2 separate regions of the Mus musculus genome follow, and region 1 is linked to region 2. Evidence: chromatin loops called from intact Hi-C (ENCODE). Cell type or tissue: gastrocnemius. All regions are shown on one strand.

Region 1 (8,000 bases), 240 kb after region 2:
ACTGACAGTTCTGTCACTCACTATGGAGGCAAGCATGAAACTGCGAAACATTTCATGTTATTTTTATTAGTTGTGGTAAAAAAAAAAAAAAGGTGCATGTGATAACCACTAATGTCTACAAAATGACAAACACTACATTCTTCATACCCTCAACTGCAAACCTAAGGTAAGTGTACAAGAATCTACTGTTTACCTTGGGAGAATATCTAGAATATACAAGAAGCTAGTTGTCCTTGGATCGGTCATATCCCCCTGTAGGCCAATTCTAAAAAAGCAAAGAAATCACAAGAGTTTATAAAAAATTGTATGTAATGATATCAAAAAGACTTAGCCAGTTAAGAGAATTTAAATTAGTTGATCGTCACCATAAGAAAGAAAAGACAGGAAAGTAGCTGATTGGGTGGGCAGCAATCTGGAGCAGATGACAACGGTGATAAGCACCATGCAAGCACACTAAGCAATGGGAAATGCCCAGATAATCCTGTCGGGTGTAAACAGACCCTTGATCTCAGGGTTTTACTTTACAAGCAGGAATTGCAGCTAGGGCCAGCACATGTAAACAGGAGGCACTGGGCTAGCAAACAAGTCGTACAAAGGTTCACAGTGTGGTCAAGGTTCAAGTAGGAAGGAACCCTTAGATTGGGTCTGAACAACAGGAACAGAGGATCAGGTTTTTAAACTTAATGCTTAGTAGCTTCATGCTCCTAAGCTAGGTAACACTGCTGTCACTTTCCCCATATCTGACACCAAGGCGAAATCTACCAGTGAGTCTGAGGCTTATTAGCTGGGGAGTAAACTGGATTTAAACTGATTCCTCAGAAATCAGTTTTTATATTCTGTCCCTTTCCACTCAGAGTTCAGATAACAACTCCAGTCAGTTAGTGCCTGGCATCACATCAACAGCTGGAACTAGGCTTACAGTGAAGATGCTGAGCCCACTGAAACAGTATATATACTCGGGCTGCATTCTATTTTATACACACTAGGCCACACCCTCCCATATGCTCAAACCCACCCTCATATGGAATGCCATCTGTCATCGCTGATAAAACTCCTACTCTCTGTTCAGACACAGCTCTAATCATGCCTCTGGAAGAACTTCCCTTTCTGGGCATGATGCACGCCATTTTATCCTCTATGTTCTCATGGTACTCCCAGAGTTCTTACAGTACCAAATGTCACAATTTATATAATACTAATTTATGAGTCATCCCTTTCAACTGTAAACTCTGAACATTAGCAATGACAGCATCAAACACATTGCATGGCATACAAGCACAATAAACCCTCAAAAAGATAAGCTTCCTGAAGTTCAAAGATGTTAAAAAGTAACACAAGAATATTTTCTTGAATCAAAATATTTATCATATAACACTCCAGTTAGTCATATTAATACAAAGTATATAAATGATTAATAAATAATGGCTCTGACATTGTTTAACTGTACAGTCATGAGAAAGTTAACCTATCTATGCCTCAGTTTCTCACTTTCAAAATAATAATAACAATAAGACCCTATTACTATAGCCTCTTAAAATAATTTATACTATTAAATAGTGAAAATGATCTAGGTTTAATTTAAGACACAGTTCTTGTTAAAAATATTAAATTTGAAATGAGAAATTATAATGTGACTATGAAAAATCTGAATTATAATATTAATTTTGAGAAATACACAAATTGTAAATGTATGCTAAAATTTTTCACAAATTACTTACATATAAAATATTTCTTAAGGGAATTCTGTTTCACTGATCAGAATTAGCTATGAATTCAAGAGGTGAAAAATTTAAAGTGAGTAACATAATCTGAAAGAAAATAAATGTACCTTAGATATACCTATAACATAGCATTACGTATTTACTGTTGATCAAATTATTTTGCTATTCTGACTGTAACTGCGGATTCCTATGCTCGATGATGAATTATCAATATCTAAAATGAAGGGATATATTTACAGAGCATTTTAAAGCTTTGAAAGTGCAGAAGATGGCCTAGTCAACCATCAATGGGAGAAGAGGCCCTTGGTCTTGGGAAGATTCTATGCCCCAGTACAAGGGAATGCCAGGGCCAGGAAGCAGGAGTAGGTGGGTTGGGGAGCAGGGTGGGGGGAGGGGATAGGGAGCTTTGGGGATAGCATTTGAAATGTAAATGAAGAAAATATCTAATAAAAAAATTGTAAAAACAAAAAGTGCAGCTTAAGCTTTTAAAGTTCTTTGATTTTCCCTTCTCCTTTCTTTCCTCTTTTTATCTCCCTTTTGGTGAGGGTGAGATATGTGTCATAATTTAAACCCAGGGCCTCAACGCATGCTGGGCAAGAATTTACTTAGCTGTATTTTCAGCCCATATACTCTTCCCAAAGAGAAAAACACTTATTACACATACCTTGTGAATGGCTGGCATGGAGGGCTCATTAAAATCATATTGAAAGATAGCTTGTCAAAGTCTTCCAGTGAAATACCCTAAGAAAGAAACATTTGAAAGAAAAAACAGACAGAATGAAGAGAAGACTAGACAGAACTAAAGCCATCAGAGATCACAGTTTCCATACCACAGCACAGCTTTACAACGCAGCTTCAGTTACACTAGCCTCCGTCCAAAGCAACTTTGTGAAGAAGCTGTGCGGCTGTGCGGAGGCACAGTGACTTCGTCCACAGCACTAATTCCTCTGTGAAGACTCAGGTGTAATGCTGTCGTTTTTGGACTCGACCATGTAGAACTTATTTTGTAATCAACTATATTGGGAAAGGTCTGGGGATCTTTAAGTGCCCATCTATTAATATGCTTCTCTGTTCAGTGAGTGTGTAGTGATGAGTAGCTGCACTCTTGTCTAGTGCTCTCTGCTGATTTACTAGCAAATCAAAAGGCCTCATGTTCAGATACCAGCAAGTAGTTTATTGTTTTGTCCTTAGCACAAGGAACTTCAAATGATTATACACAGGAGTAATTAAAATAACACCTAACTTGTTCCTTTTACACATGCATATAAAACGCATATATGTGTACACAGATCAGAAGATAAACAATGAGAACACATGTCAGGGATTTGCCAATACTCCTTAAGCAGTCTTGGCCAGAAATGTAGAAAGAATAGACCAGCATAGCAACCTCTATAATTTTTATGACAAATCTCTAACAAGTTTGTGTAAATTGGTAAAGCAGGAAATTTCTGAAGAGTGAGTTGACCTGGGAATGAGTCAGCTGTCTCTGTTAAGTTAGTGACATACACAAGGGCAGAAAATAACATGGATCTTGAGGAAGTACTCATTTTTTCTAATTTTATTACAAGAGATTAAAATGTTCAGAAAAAGTCAGGCAGTGGTGGCACACGCCTTTAATCCCAGCACTCAGGAGGCAGAGGCAGGCAGATTTCTGAGTTCGAGAGCAGCCTGGTCTACAGAGTGAGTTTCAGCACAGCCAGGGCTACACAGAGAAACCCTGTCTTGAAAAACCAAAAAAAAAAAAAAAAAAAAAAAAAAAAAAAAAAAAAAGGGGGGTGGGGGCAGAGGGGGCTGTAGAGATGGCTCAACAGTTAACAGCACTGACTGCTCTTCCAGAGGTCCTGAATTCAATTCCCAGCAACCACATGGTGGCTCACAGTCATCTCTAATGGGATCCGATGCCCTCTTCTGGTGTGTGTCTGAAGACAGCTGCAATGTACTCATATAAATAATAAATAAATCTTTAAAAGGACAGATGGATCCTGCTGCAATGATAATGAAATGTGTTCAGAAAAAGACACCAAATTTTATGAATGCTTTCAGATGTAGTGTTCCTCTTTCCAAAACAGGTTCATTAAATAATAGCAATAAAATCTTTACTTGTAATACTAGTGCATTTCTGAAAGGAAGGCCACTTTAGTCACATTACAAGCATCCTTCAGATATGCTTCTGATCAATTTGCTCACGTTTTATTTATAGCTATGAAGCCTGTACTTACAAGACAATGGTTTTCCTATCTTGTAGCATAGAACTGACAAACAATGGAAACTTCCAGCTGGCTACTTCTATCCCATCCTTCCCTGTGAAAGTATTTTATACACTATATCTACAGCAATTTGATGTCCCCTGAGGACTATACCAGGTGGCATGCTAATCTCTTGTCTGAAGTCATTTATCAGTGTCAGCTGAGTCCCTTTCATCCTTTATCCACATTTTCCTTCATCATCTGTTCACTTTATAAGTACAATATGTTCCTTCATTCAGCAATTGTACCATTTACATGGCAGTCATTGTCGTATTCAACAATGAACAAGCTCAGTGAAGTGTCTGCTTGTGAAATCTATACACTAGTCACTAGTGATTTTCCTCTTGTTAGCTAGATAAATGAACTGAGTACTCTGATTTTATCTATAGCTTTTTGACTAAGGAGTTCCACCTATATGTGATGTTTCAGCTCAACCGCAGATGATAACAGACTTCTCTGGCAGGCTTTCTGGGAAAAGCTGCCTTTTTCAAGGCCACCCTGGTACACAGCCAGAATTGTATCAACGTGTCTGAAGGGAGCTGCAGTCAAGGTCTTGCTGCCTTGGACAATCATGCTCTTAGCACAGCTATCTTCCCGGTCTCAGAGTGTCCATTCATTCTAAATGAACCCATTTCTCCATCCAGAAATTTTGCCTATCAGAAGTCACCTGCTACTGCCTGCTAGAGCCGAGGGAAGAGACTGAAGGACAATCCTCCCCACAATATCTCAGTATATAGCACACTTCCAGTCCTGGGCCTCCCACTCACCCTGGCCTCACGCCACTGCTCCCTAAGCAGGGAAACAGCCTCCACCTGACTCAAGGTAAATCCGTTCAGGGTCTCCTTAGAACCTGGCTGATACTTTCTGACCTAACCTGTATACGTTAACTGAAAAGGTCAGACTCATAGAGGCAGAATGAACTGGTTGAAAACAGTAGTTGAAGAGTACCCAGCTTCAGGTAAGGCCCAGGAGTGAGTCCAGGCAATCTATTACACAGCATGGTGATGGACACTGTACCTGAAACTGCCCAGCAGGCTCACACAAAGTAGGAATGTAGGGGAGGAATATGCCAGTCTGCTCAGTTTAACCATTTTGCTGCATCATATGTGAATATATAAAAATCACATGCCATAAATAGATATAAAAGATACTCTTCCATGGTCCTTACAAACACACACATTAACAAACTGACCCTTGTTTAAGTGAGCTGGAGGTGCCTTCCCCGGCCATTTCCCTGTGTCCAATAATTTCATGGTTACCATTAGCTATTACAACTAGCAAGGAACATAATTAAAGTTTGAGTCCTCAGCCATCTCCTGGTGCACATCTGGGATCTCAACCGTCCCAAACACACAGAGTTCCTCACCGTTTCTCTTCAAGAGTAGAGCAGAAGAATACCGAATTGTTGGAACTAAAACAGTCAGTGGATACTATATCGAGAATTAGTTGATTTGGGTTGTATCTGGTTAGATGTGCTTTAAAATATTTACATTAAATTAAAATTTTAATAAAAATTTTAATAAAATACTCAGGGATGCCACTTGCTATTTTACAGAAATTTTGGAACCTAAACATACCTAAGTTTGGAGCTGGATTAATCCAGAATTATGTAGTTTGGGTATTCTTTCTGTGAACATATTCATACTGATACCTTCACGACGAGGAGGCTATACTGACTGGCCATGATGCTTCTGAAATGCAGTTATTATCACACTTGGCACTATAATCAAGGCCACAGTTTTGTAGCTAGAGAGAGGTCATTGGCCTTAGGTGAGAACCTAGTACTCTGCTTAACTGACTCTTGGTGCGTTGTTTACCCATAGTAGTGCGTCTCTCGAGCCTCATCAGAGAAGCTGCTTTTTGCAGTAGACAGAGATTAACAGAGACCCATAACCAGTCATGGGGCAGAGAATGAGACTGTGCTGTGCGGTGCTGTGCTGTGCTGTGCTGTGCTGTGCTCAGCCTTAAATTGGAAACCTGCATATATCTGTCTCCGTCTCCCTCCCTCCCCCAGGGGCCATGGATTCCTTTAGTGGAGGTGGCAGAAAGGTTGAGAGAGCCAGGCAATGGATGACTACAATGAAGCAATGTTTCTAGACACAACAGGGCAGCTGTGCATATGAACCATAGTTGCACATATAAACTCACAGCAGTGGTAACAGCATACACAGGACTTGCAAAGCTCAGGGCAGACAAAACCCTAGCATGGAGGGAGCTAGGCGCCAAGAGCCACTCCAAACTGAGTGGCTACTGGTAACTAGTAACTAATGGCTTGGAGTGGGTGGGTTAGTTTTCTTTAAGCATGTGGCTCCTGATAGATTTACCCTGATCCAGTGAGGGGCCACCTATCCAAGAGTACAAAGGAGGCACAAATTATACTTGATGAGGTGTTTCTTTAACTAGGACACACAGCTGGGCTACTGTGGAAGGAAGTCAATGCAGGAGGAATTAGGGGAGGGGTGAATATACTCACAGTATATGAGATTCTCAAAGGATAAAAGTATTTTTAAAAAATGACATGGCTCCTCCCTATAATGTGCATGGTGGGTGACATGTGCTCTCAGTGATAAGTGTTCTTCAGTTATAAGCACTGCCGGCCACTTCTACACACTGAATCACAGGGTCGGACATTTTATACAGGTTCCAAGTTTTTTCAACTAATAGTTTTAAATATTTTGTTTTTCTTTTTAATTCTGTACATGTATGTTTGTTGGGGGTAGGTGCTCATGGGTGCCGAGGCTGCAGAGTCCATAAGGTGTGTCAGGACATCTGGAGCTGGAGTTACACGCAATTGTGATCCTGAGAGCTGATGTCGCATCCTCTGGAAGGAGAGTGTGAAGGCTTAACTGCTGAGCAATCTCTCTGACACTCAGGGTTTGGTTTTTTTTTTTTGGGGGGGGGGGCTTGATGGGAGAAGGGAGCATACGTAACTGTGACGTGTTCATGTAATTAAATTATACTTAGGGGTAAAAGGAAACCAAGTCCTGAGTAACACTGCAGTGTGAGCAAACCTTGGGAAAAGTATGCTAAATGAAGATGGTAGAAAAAGCTCACATCTGATTGTTCATGTCAAGTTTCCAGAGCAGTCAAATCCATACAGACAAAAAGTAGGTCATGGTTGTTAAGCTAGAAGTGAATAGGAATGGGGAGTGGCTGTTAACAGTCTGCTATTACATTTTAGCATTGGAAATATTCTGGAATCAGAAAATGTTGATACACAGACAACTTTGTAAAAATACTAAAATCCACAAAATATATGTTTTAAAGGTAGGCTATATGGAACTTTAAGGTAGGTTATATAGTATATAAAGTATATCTCAATTTAAAATTTGCATCTTTCTATATTTGAGTACAAGTTCTAAGGACGAACCTTCATACAAAAACAAAACAAAACAAGACAACCCCAGAAATCCTTAAAAGCTATATTAAATACAAGTAAAAGTAATAGCTACTTTTCCTCCTCCTACTATAGTAGACTTCAGTTAGTGCAGACCACCATTGCTGGGAAGAGACTGAAAAATTAAAGTGCAACCGTATGACCGCCACAGCTTTCTGCTAAGTAATCATAATTAGACGGCAGTGAAGGGAGGGAACTCCCAAATAGGACCAAGGAAACTTCATAAGTGCAGAGGAAACAGTCGTTCCGGGAAGGAGATAAGGGGACTGGAGTGTGTCATGGGATGAAGGAGGCTACCTATCTGCACAGCTGTCCCACAGGGTCTCTGGGAATCAGTCTGTGCACACAGCAGTCAAAATATCAAAAGATGGAGCGATAAGCAAGTGCCAGGGAAAGCACAATTGCTGAGAAGATGCAATTTCACACTTTTCACAAGGTCAGGATCACTTGGTACCAAGCAGAGGGACCTATGTACGTATGGTGATAATCCAACAGGGAATTTATAGTGTCTGAATTCAGTATGTATTAAAAACTCTAACTATCAGGCCGGGCGTGGTGGCGCACTCCTTTAATCCCAGCACTCGGGAGGCAGAGGCAGGAGGATTTCTGATTTCGAGGCCAGCCTGGTCTACAAAG
Region 2 (8,000 bases):
CTTTGCAGTGTGAGTTTGTGGAAGTCCCAAATAAAGTTGTTAAACCAATTAATTTCAAAGTTTTATCACATTCAGACAGTCTACATAAAGTTGGGGCTACTACATATATTCTATTCATGCTGGGAGACAGATGGTTGTTCTCCTATCAATATCTCTATGCTCATATGGCATGTGTCCATTGTGACACATTACATACCCATTAAATGCACAATAGTAAATGAAAGAGCTCCACAAAGTTTGACATTTTCAGGAATGTGCATTTTTAACAAGACCCCCAGATGATTCTTAGCTATAGGACTGTTTGAAAGCATCTTGCGACAGGACTACATTTAAATGGGTTAGTATGTCAGCAAGGGAGGTTTTGTCTCCTACTGAAAAAACAATTCTAGAAGTAACAGGACTTTATTTAGGCATGGCTTCATTACTTGCAGTGTCTGCAAATACGACGGCCACCATCCTGGCATCTTTACCTGTTCTGAATCCTGAAGTTCTAAGGAGCTCCTTGAGCAGTCTTGTGAGGGCAGCTGCAGTTTCCACACAGTTATCTGGACCTGCTGGTGTGGGGGAGCTTCAATGACCCAAGTACAGGTGGAAAATGGCCGTCTGATGTTTGACAACTGAGGTGATGATGTGTTTTGAGGCATCGAAGTTGCATTATATGTTCCCCCACAAGGCACTGAAGAGGGAGAAAGAAAATAATGTAGATGTTTTAATCATCTCTAATTATACATACTGTCTTTAACATCTTTCTCTGGCCTAGGAAACATGTTAATATTCTTTTAAGGATTTAGTAAATGTCGTGGTGACACAGGGCTGCAATCCTACCTTCATGCAAGCTTGAGGCTGAAGGATAAAATTCAAGGCCAGCCTGGCAACTTAGTGAGACGTTGTCAAAGAAAGGGAAACTGAGGGCAGGCAATCTAGCTCTTGTGTTTAATAATCCGCTAAAACTGTAATTAATTTACATGTAATATGCATGCATTCTTGTCTGTGCATAAGGACATATGTATTTCATAATCTGTCAGAATACTTACTGTCCACAAAGGTATATGTTGCATTAAATCCTCTCATTTGAATACTTATGTCAGAGACAAATTGAACTGTAAGAAAGTTGCCAGAAGAAATAAAAGGGGCAGGCCTACTGGAACCACAAAATCTTCCGCCTAAATATGAGTTTATGCTTGCACCATCTGCTATCTGGAAGAAAAAGTAGTTTATAGTAGTTAATTATTAATAAGGGAATTGCTATTTTGCACTAACTTACCTATGAGTTCACCATATATCTATGGTGATAGACAGACCATGGATTACGGATCTATATGTGGGTGTTCTTATAGGCAGTCTTAATTTATATTGATAATGCTATAATGACTTTCAGTGATGCCCATCATATATTTTTCTGTTAGGAAAAGTAATATATAATTGAAATAAACAACAACAACAACAAAAGCCCCCTGGCCTCAAAGTCATTAAACCCATTGCTATTCTCTCTGCTGCCTGAATTATCACCACGGTTTTTTTTTGTTGTTGTTGTTGTTTTGGTTTTTTTTTTTTTAAAGCTTCCTGGCTAGAACCAACCTTCCCACCTCTAACAGGTTGCTATTAAGATAAAGTCAGCAACAGAGGAATGGATACAGAAAATGTGGTACATCTACACAATGGAGTACTACTCAGCTATTAAAAAGAATGAATTTATGAAATTCCTAGCCAAATGGATGGACCTGGAGGGCATCATCCTGAGTGAGGTAACACATTCACAAAGAAACTCACACAATATGTATTCACTGATAAGTGGATATTAGCCCCAAACCTAGGATACCCAAGATATAAGATATAATTTGCTAAACACATGAAACTCAAGGAGAATGAAGACTGAAGTGTGGACACTATGCCCCTCCTTAGATTTGGGAACAAAACACCCATGGAAGGAGTTACAGAGACGGAGTTTGGAGCTGAGATGAAAGGATGGACCATGTAGAGACTGCCATAGCCAGGGATCCACCCCATAATCAGCATCCAAACGCTGACACCATTGCATACACTAGCAAGATTTTATTGAAAGGACGCAGATGTAGCTGTCTCTTGTGAGACTATGCCGGGGCCCAGCAAACACAGAAGTGGATGCTCACAGTCAGCTAATGGATGGATCATAGGGCTCCCAATGGAGGAGCTAGAGAAAGTAGCCAAGGAGCTAAAGGGATCTGCAACCCTATAGGTGGAACAACATTATGAGCTAACCAGTACCCCGGAGCTCTTGACTCTAGCTGCATATGTATCAGAAGATGGCCTAGTCGGCCATCACTGGAAAGAGAGGCCCATTGGACTTGCAAACTTTATATGCCCCAGTACAGGGGAATTCCAGGGCCAAAAAGGGGGAGTGGGTGGGCAGGGGAGTGGGGGTGGGTGGATATGGGGGACTTTTGGTATAGCATTGGAAATGTAAATGAGTTAAATACCTAATAAAAAATGGAAAAAAAAAAAAAAAGATAAAGTCAGACCAGGAGCTGCCTAACTGCTTCCTACCCTCTTAACACAAAGGCTACATCCATTACAACAGTGATCCAGACCTAATGGAATGGCTTTTCCTCCCACACAGACCTCAGGGGTCTGCTCTGCTTGATTGAGATTCTTGAACATCCCCAGCTCAGTCTAGCTTCCCAGCTATTGCATCTGCCTTCCTTTGCCCAGACCACCCTTGCTGGTATTCATGGAGTCTGTTGAGGTCTCTCTTCCTCTATCATCCACCAGCAATGCCTTCCCTAAAGTGAACACTGCCCACATCCCCTGACTCCTTTCCTCAGGACAAGTATTACTGTCAACATGTTACACATTTAACTTGCCAATTCTATTGCCTTTCCTTCTAAAATGAATACAACATTCCACAGAAGCACAGAATTTTATTCTGTTCCGCCATATCGCCCCAGACCTTAAGAGTGTGTAATGCATAAACCATGCTTACTCGCTTCTTGGTAAGTGCTTTGACCCTTCCCTATGACCCACATGCCTTGGTTTGTTTTATGTTGCTGTACCAGAGTACCATAGACCATGTCATTTATACACAAGTAAGTTAATTGTGATATTTCTGAGGATTGAGGAACATTCAGAATTCAAGGGGCAGACTTTGATGAGGGCCTTCTTGCCTTCTAACATATGAGCATCCTAAGAAGATCATCAGGAGCATGCCAGCTCGGCAATCTCTTCCTCTCCTGGGGTGATACTATTCACCCCATGATAGGAACCCCACTCTCATGACTTCATCTAACCCCAGTTATACCTCAAAGCCCCCCATACCTTTAGCATATGGATATAAGGTTTACATTTCTACCACAGGTACTTGAGTGATATGTACACACCACAGCATCACCCTTCCCTAAAATATTCTCCCTGAGTCTACTCTATCTCAATAAACAGCTCAAGTCTAAATTCCAGTCATACTCAACTCTCCCATTCCCATGATAAGCATCCCCACTTTGTTCCACTTTCGAAATATATTGTATCAATGCCATGTGACACAGTTTCTTCAGAACATGGCTCACAGATCAATTGCACAGAGCACTCACAGAGTTCTGCACCGTAGTGCCCAGGTGTTTGATGACCTAGAGTATGTGTCTATTCTTCCTACAAAACTATACCTTGTACCCAATGCAGAACTTGCAAGCCCTGGTCAATGCTGTTGCTTCTCTCCCTTCCCAGTGCTTGCTGCCTCTGACAGTCTCCTCCCTTGGAGACATAGTCTTTCTTGAAGGACTGATAATCCCTAGTCATAGACCTTTTACTCAAATGTCACCTCCCCTGAGAGTCTAATCCCACACAGTGGGGCCCTCCTCCAATACCATCTTGTTTTATTTTACTGTGATGAAACTCAATCAATGTAATGCTTATTTACTTTGATTGGGCGCCCCCTCTGCACAAGTGTGAGTTTCACAGGAAGAGAAACGGAGTTATGCTCAGAAGTGTCTCTAGCATCCAGAACTACTGATGGCTTTCACAGATTTTTACAAACACCCAAAGAAATAGTGAGGATTTGTATATCCCTCAAACACTTTACTAAAAAATAAATAAATAAATAAATAAATTAATATAGTATGTTTTCATTTTTATGTCTATGTTGTTAATTTTTATTGTACTTTAATAATGATTTTCTGTGTTTCTGTAGCCCTGAATATGAGTTCATAACAGAACCACATTAGATCAGAAATCTCAGAGTAGTGTGGCCACTGATGTTATAAAATGAACATGATAAATTTCAAAATTAAAAAATGAAACAAAACTGACCACTAGATGGTGCTGTCTCTTCTATATGAATTCACGAGGAGCACAGAAAAGTGAAGTTCTGTAGTCAAACACCCTCACTTTATAGAGAAGAGTTGCCAAGTTAAAGACAACATACTTTTTCTGCTAAGTGAGGTTTCATTACAACCACTGTGGTCTATACAAGCTTTCACTTGTATCATGTACCTGGCTTGTGTTGGGTAGTGTGTATATGGAGAGACATAAGAGCATTTATGTACCTTCAAGGTGCTCATAAAATAGTGAGAAGAAAGAGCTAAATATAAACGTATGTGCGCGCATGTGCGTGTGTGTGTGTGTGTGTGTGTCTGTGTGTGTGTTGCTGTTTACAGATATATCTACAAATATGCATGGAAAAATATAAAAAAGAAACCAAAGAAAAGAAAAGGTAATTCTGTCAAATAATATCAAGGAGATTCATACTATAAAAGAGAGAGAGAGTCGGGGAAGACCACCCAGTTCATGCCGAGGAGCCTGGGTCTTACTTTACAAGACCAACGTCAGTTAGAGACTGGTAGATGTGAGGGGCAGGACAAGGACAAGCTAGGGCTGGGTAGAAGGTGGCCCTGTGCTGGTACTATATTCATCCAACCACATTAAAGTAAGAGTTAGCGTAACTGATTGGAATATATAGTTACAAACTGCATGACTACTAGCCTCCTGTATGATCAAACCTGAAATTATTTCTCTGTTCTGTTCCTTGCCAACACCAAATCTCTTGCTGTGGGTAGACCCTGAACAACACTGGAGCAGGGACTGCATGTCTGTGGTGAGTTAGTGTCTGAACACTAACTCAGGCACACCTTGCCTTCTAGAAGCCTTGTTTCTTGGTGTCACTGTGACAAAATGCCTATAATAGTCAACTCAAGATATACTTTGTCTCTAGGACTCAGTCTTTGCACGACTAATCTCTATAGCAACACAGTTATAGAGCTTTGTTGTTCTAGGACTGTGTTAAGGTCATGACAGAAGGACACACAGGGGGTGGGGGTTATATACTTCACAGAAGCACTGATGCAGATAGAAAAGAGTGGTTGGGACTCAGGTATCTTTCAAACGGCAGTGTCCTCAGTAACCTACCTTCCTAACTGACTCCCATGCTACCAACCATGTCTTCTTAACGGCTGTGCTTTGGTGGGTCATGTAAGATTCAAAGTATCACAGTAATAATTATTTACTCTTTATGCATTTTTAAATGTTTGAGCTAATATCTATAATGAGGTAGACTGAAATTCACACTTATTTAATGAATAACTAAGTACATGAATGCTTAGTGGCAGTGCTATCTCCTAACCAATGCACCTAGGGTCTGCTGATGTTGTCCCTAAAGAGGCACACACCCTTCCCCAGTGCCTGATAATATGCAGAAGGGTTAAGCCCAGTGAGTTATTACAAGGGCTCCCAGAAAGCTCTAGGGAATGTTTTTATGCAAGTTTGATGTTCAGGAGTTTATAATTGGCCTTACAACAATAATTTGAAGCATTTAGTGTTTAGAAGTCACATTTCTGAATCCCATAGGATAGTAAGTACAGGGAATTTTCTCTTCAGATGGGACTGGAAACTTTAAAATATATCTGCCAAAACCAAGAGCACCAAGTTGAGGAAGAAACCTTGGGAAACTTCCACCAGTGTCATGTTTCCAGGTAGAGGAAGCAGGAGGACCACACTTTTGATGCCCTCAACCACCTTACTGTTGCTCAACACAAGGATGACTGAACTAACCAAGAGTTGGAGATTAGGTAGTACACAGCACTGTCCTTTCCCCTTATTTTTGGTCATGTCTTTCTTGTGGATATGCCTTGTTGATACTGTTCTCCATTTTATGGAGGCAACAATATGTGTGAGCTTTCATGATGCTGTTAAGTGCCATGGCATGCTCACATCTAAGAAGCCCGACATACTCTGTTCTGATCTCCTTTTCTACGTCAAGGGTATCTAACTTCTGTTTTCATGTTGTATAATGTATCTGTTTACAGGCCAGTCTCCCCCCCCCCCCAATCCCAATGAATTACATCTCCTTGGGGAACGTTCACTGCCACATCTCCCATATTATGTACCATGGCTACCAAACAACTCCATAGGACAGATGTGACGATGGTTTCAACAGTCATTGATCAGCCACAGTTCATTAATCTACAGCAGATGTCCCCCCTTGGTCCCCTAGTAAACACTCTCAAAGACAGCAGTGAAGGGAGTAGGCATAACTCAGCAATGGAACTGGTATAATCTGTCTTACACACTACTTATAGAGCTGTGTCATTAGCTTCTATAGAATGTCATTTTACCACAACATTTAACAATTTAAAAGGGGGGTAGTAAATACTGATATCACCTCAACATGATCTAGAATCACCAAGGGACCAACTTCTGGGCATGCCTGTGAGAAAGTGCCGAGATTGGGTTAACTGAATTTGAAAGAACCCACCCTAAATGTGGGCAGTACCAATTCATGATTTGGGACTCTAGACTGAATAAAAAGGAAAATATGAGCTGAGTGTCAGAACTGATCCCTCTGTGCTTTCTGGCTGTGGGACTACTTACTATCTGCCTTCAAATCTTACTACTTTTCAGGAACCCAGAGAAGCTGGTTTTAAATAACCTCTTAAGTAGTTCTGGCTACTTGGTCTCATTTTAGAGAAGGACTGAACTTGAATTAACACTTTTGTCCCACATTTTGTCACCTCTAGCCCCTCATGAACTCCCTCACAATGGCTGGCTTCTAGCCCCATGTCTTATTAAGATGGTTGTCACCCAATGGAATGGCTTTCTTCATCTCAGCTTTTCTTTGTCTGTGACCTACAGCTTAACACCACTGGCTACCCACACATCATTTGGAAAGGCATCTTCCCCTGACTTCCATGCACCACACTGTTCCTGGATGTCACAAGCTTTTCTCAGTCATCCATTTTCGTCCCTTCATCTTTGGTCCTCCCGGTGCATCCTGTCCTTGGCACCCTTCCTAGACGTCGATGGGAGTTTGGCCGTCTAGCTTCACACTGTCTTAAAAAAATGTTTCTTTGGAATTTTTAGGAAGCTTTGGATGCTATCTACGTAAATAAAAGGGACAGACCAATTACAGTGTATTTTTGCACTTCAGATACCATTTACATTAGGAATTGTGAAAGTCCTCTGACAACCTCACTCTGTCCGACTAATCTTCCCATGGATCGCTTCATAACAAGGCACTTAGCAAGACAGAACTGAATCTTGAAGCTAATGTTAGAAGTCACTTGAGATGTTTGAATGATGATATCAGAGATGAACTTGAACAGGAGGCTAGCAACTACAATATATATTGAAGCCACTGTAAGCAATAGTGTTCTCATTTTCAAGGCTTGTAGATAGTAAGCTAAAATCCCATTCGTTAGAGTAGACTGTTAAGGTGTAGCAGTCTTACCTGCACGTAATCAAAGGTGCATTTTCCTGGCGACGATGGTTCCTCCAGAGTAAATGCATTGAAGGTGAGCTTAACAAGTTTGTTTTCAGGGGCAATTATGTACCATATGCAGTTTAGACCTTTGTCATAAAGTCCATCTGAGTCATGATCAGGAGACACAAAGCTCTTGCTGTCCTCAGTCAGGTACCCACCACACCCTTGCTGTGGTCCTGTCAAACGAAAGATACATCATTGTGCAGAAGAACAAAACGACCTTCACATTACTGTGGAAGGATTTTAAAGAGGAGAGGTTCCATTTTCTCCCACAGACTTG

The links. A loop is a pair of places that touch in the nucleus more often than their neighbours do. Peaks named below come from ENCODE experiments on the same cell type or tissue, not always from the same donor. Only the 100,000 strongest peaks of a DNase experiment are listed, where the experiment ranks them.
Region 1: it touches region 2 in a loop (2.7-fold over the local background); 12 of 42 quality-filtered maps call a loop at or near these places.

What each region holds. Positions count from the first base shown.
Region 1 is chr2:13,523,233-13,531,232 of GRCm38, forward strand. It overlaps Trdmt1 (tRNA aspartic acid methyltransferase 1), which reads right to left. Exons shown (of 11, transcript NM_010067.4): 3 at 2,386-2,462; 4 at 194-265. Among named protein-coding and RNA genes, the nearest start is that of Trdmt1, 17 kb to the right of the region's middle. In gastrocnemius, no CTCF peak of the experiment used is centred here; DNase peaks (open chromatin) are centred at 4,487 and 4,715.
Region 2 is chr2:13,286,511-13,294,510 of GRCm38, forward strand. It overlaps Cubn (cubilin (intrinsic factor-cobalamin receptor)), which reads right to left. Exons shown (of 67, transcript NM_001081084.2): 60 at 7,688-7,896; 61 at 1,035-1,197; 62 at 471-676. All of the region lies in intron 2 of Gm13270 (a long non-coding RNA gene), which reads left to right. Among named protein-coding and RNA genes, the nearest start is that of Gm13270, 19 kb to the left of the region's middle. In gastrocnemius, a CTCF peak has its summit at 4,270 (motif pointing right); no DNase peak of the experiment used is centred here.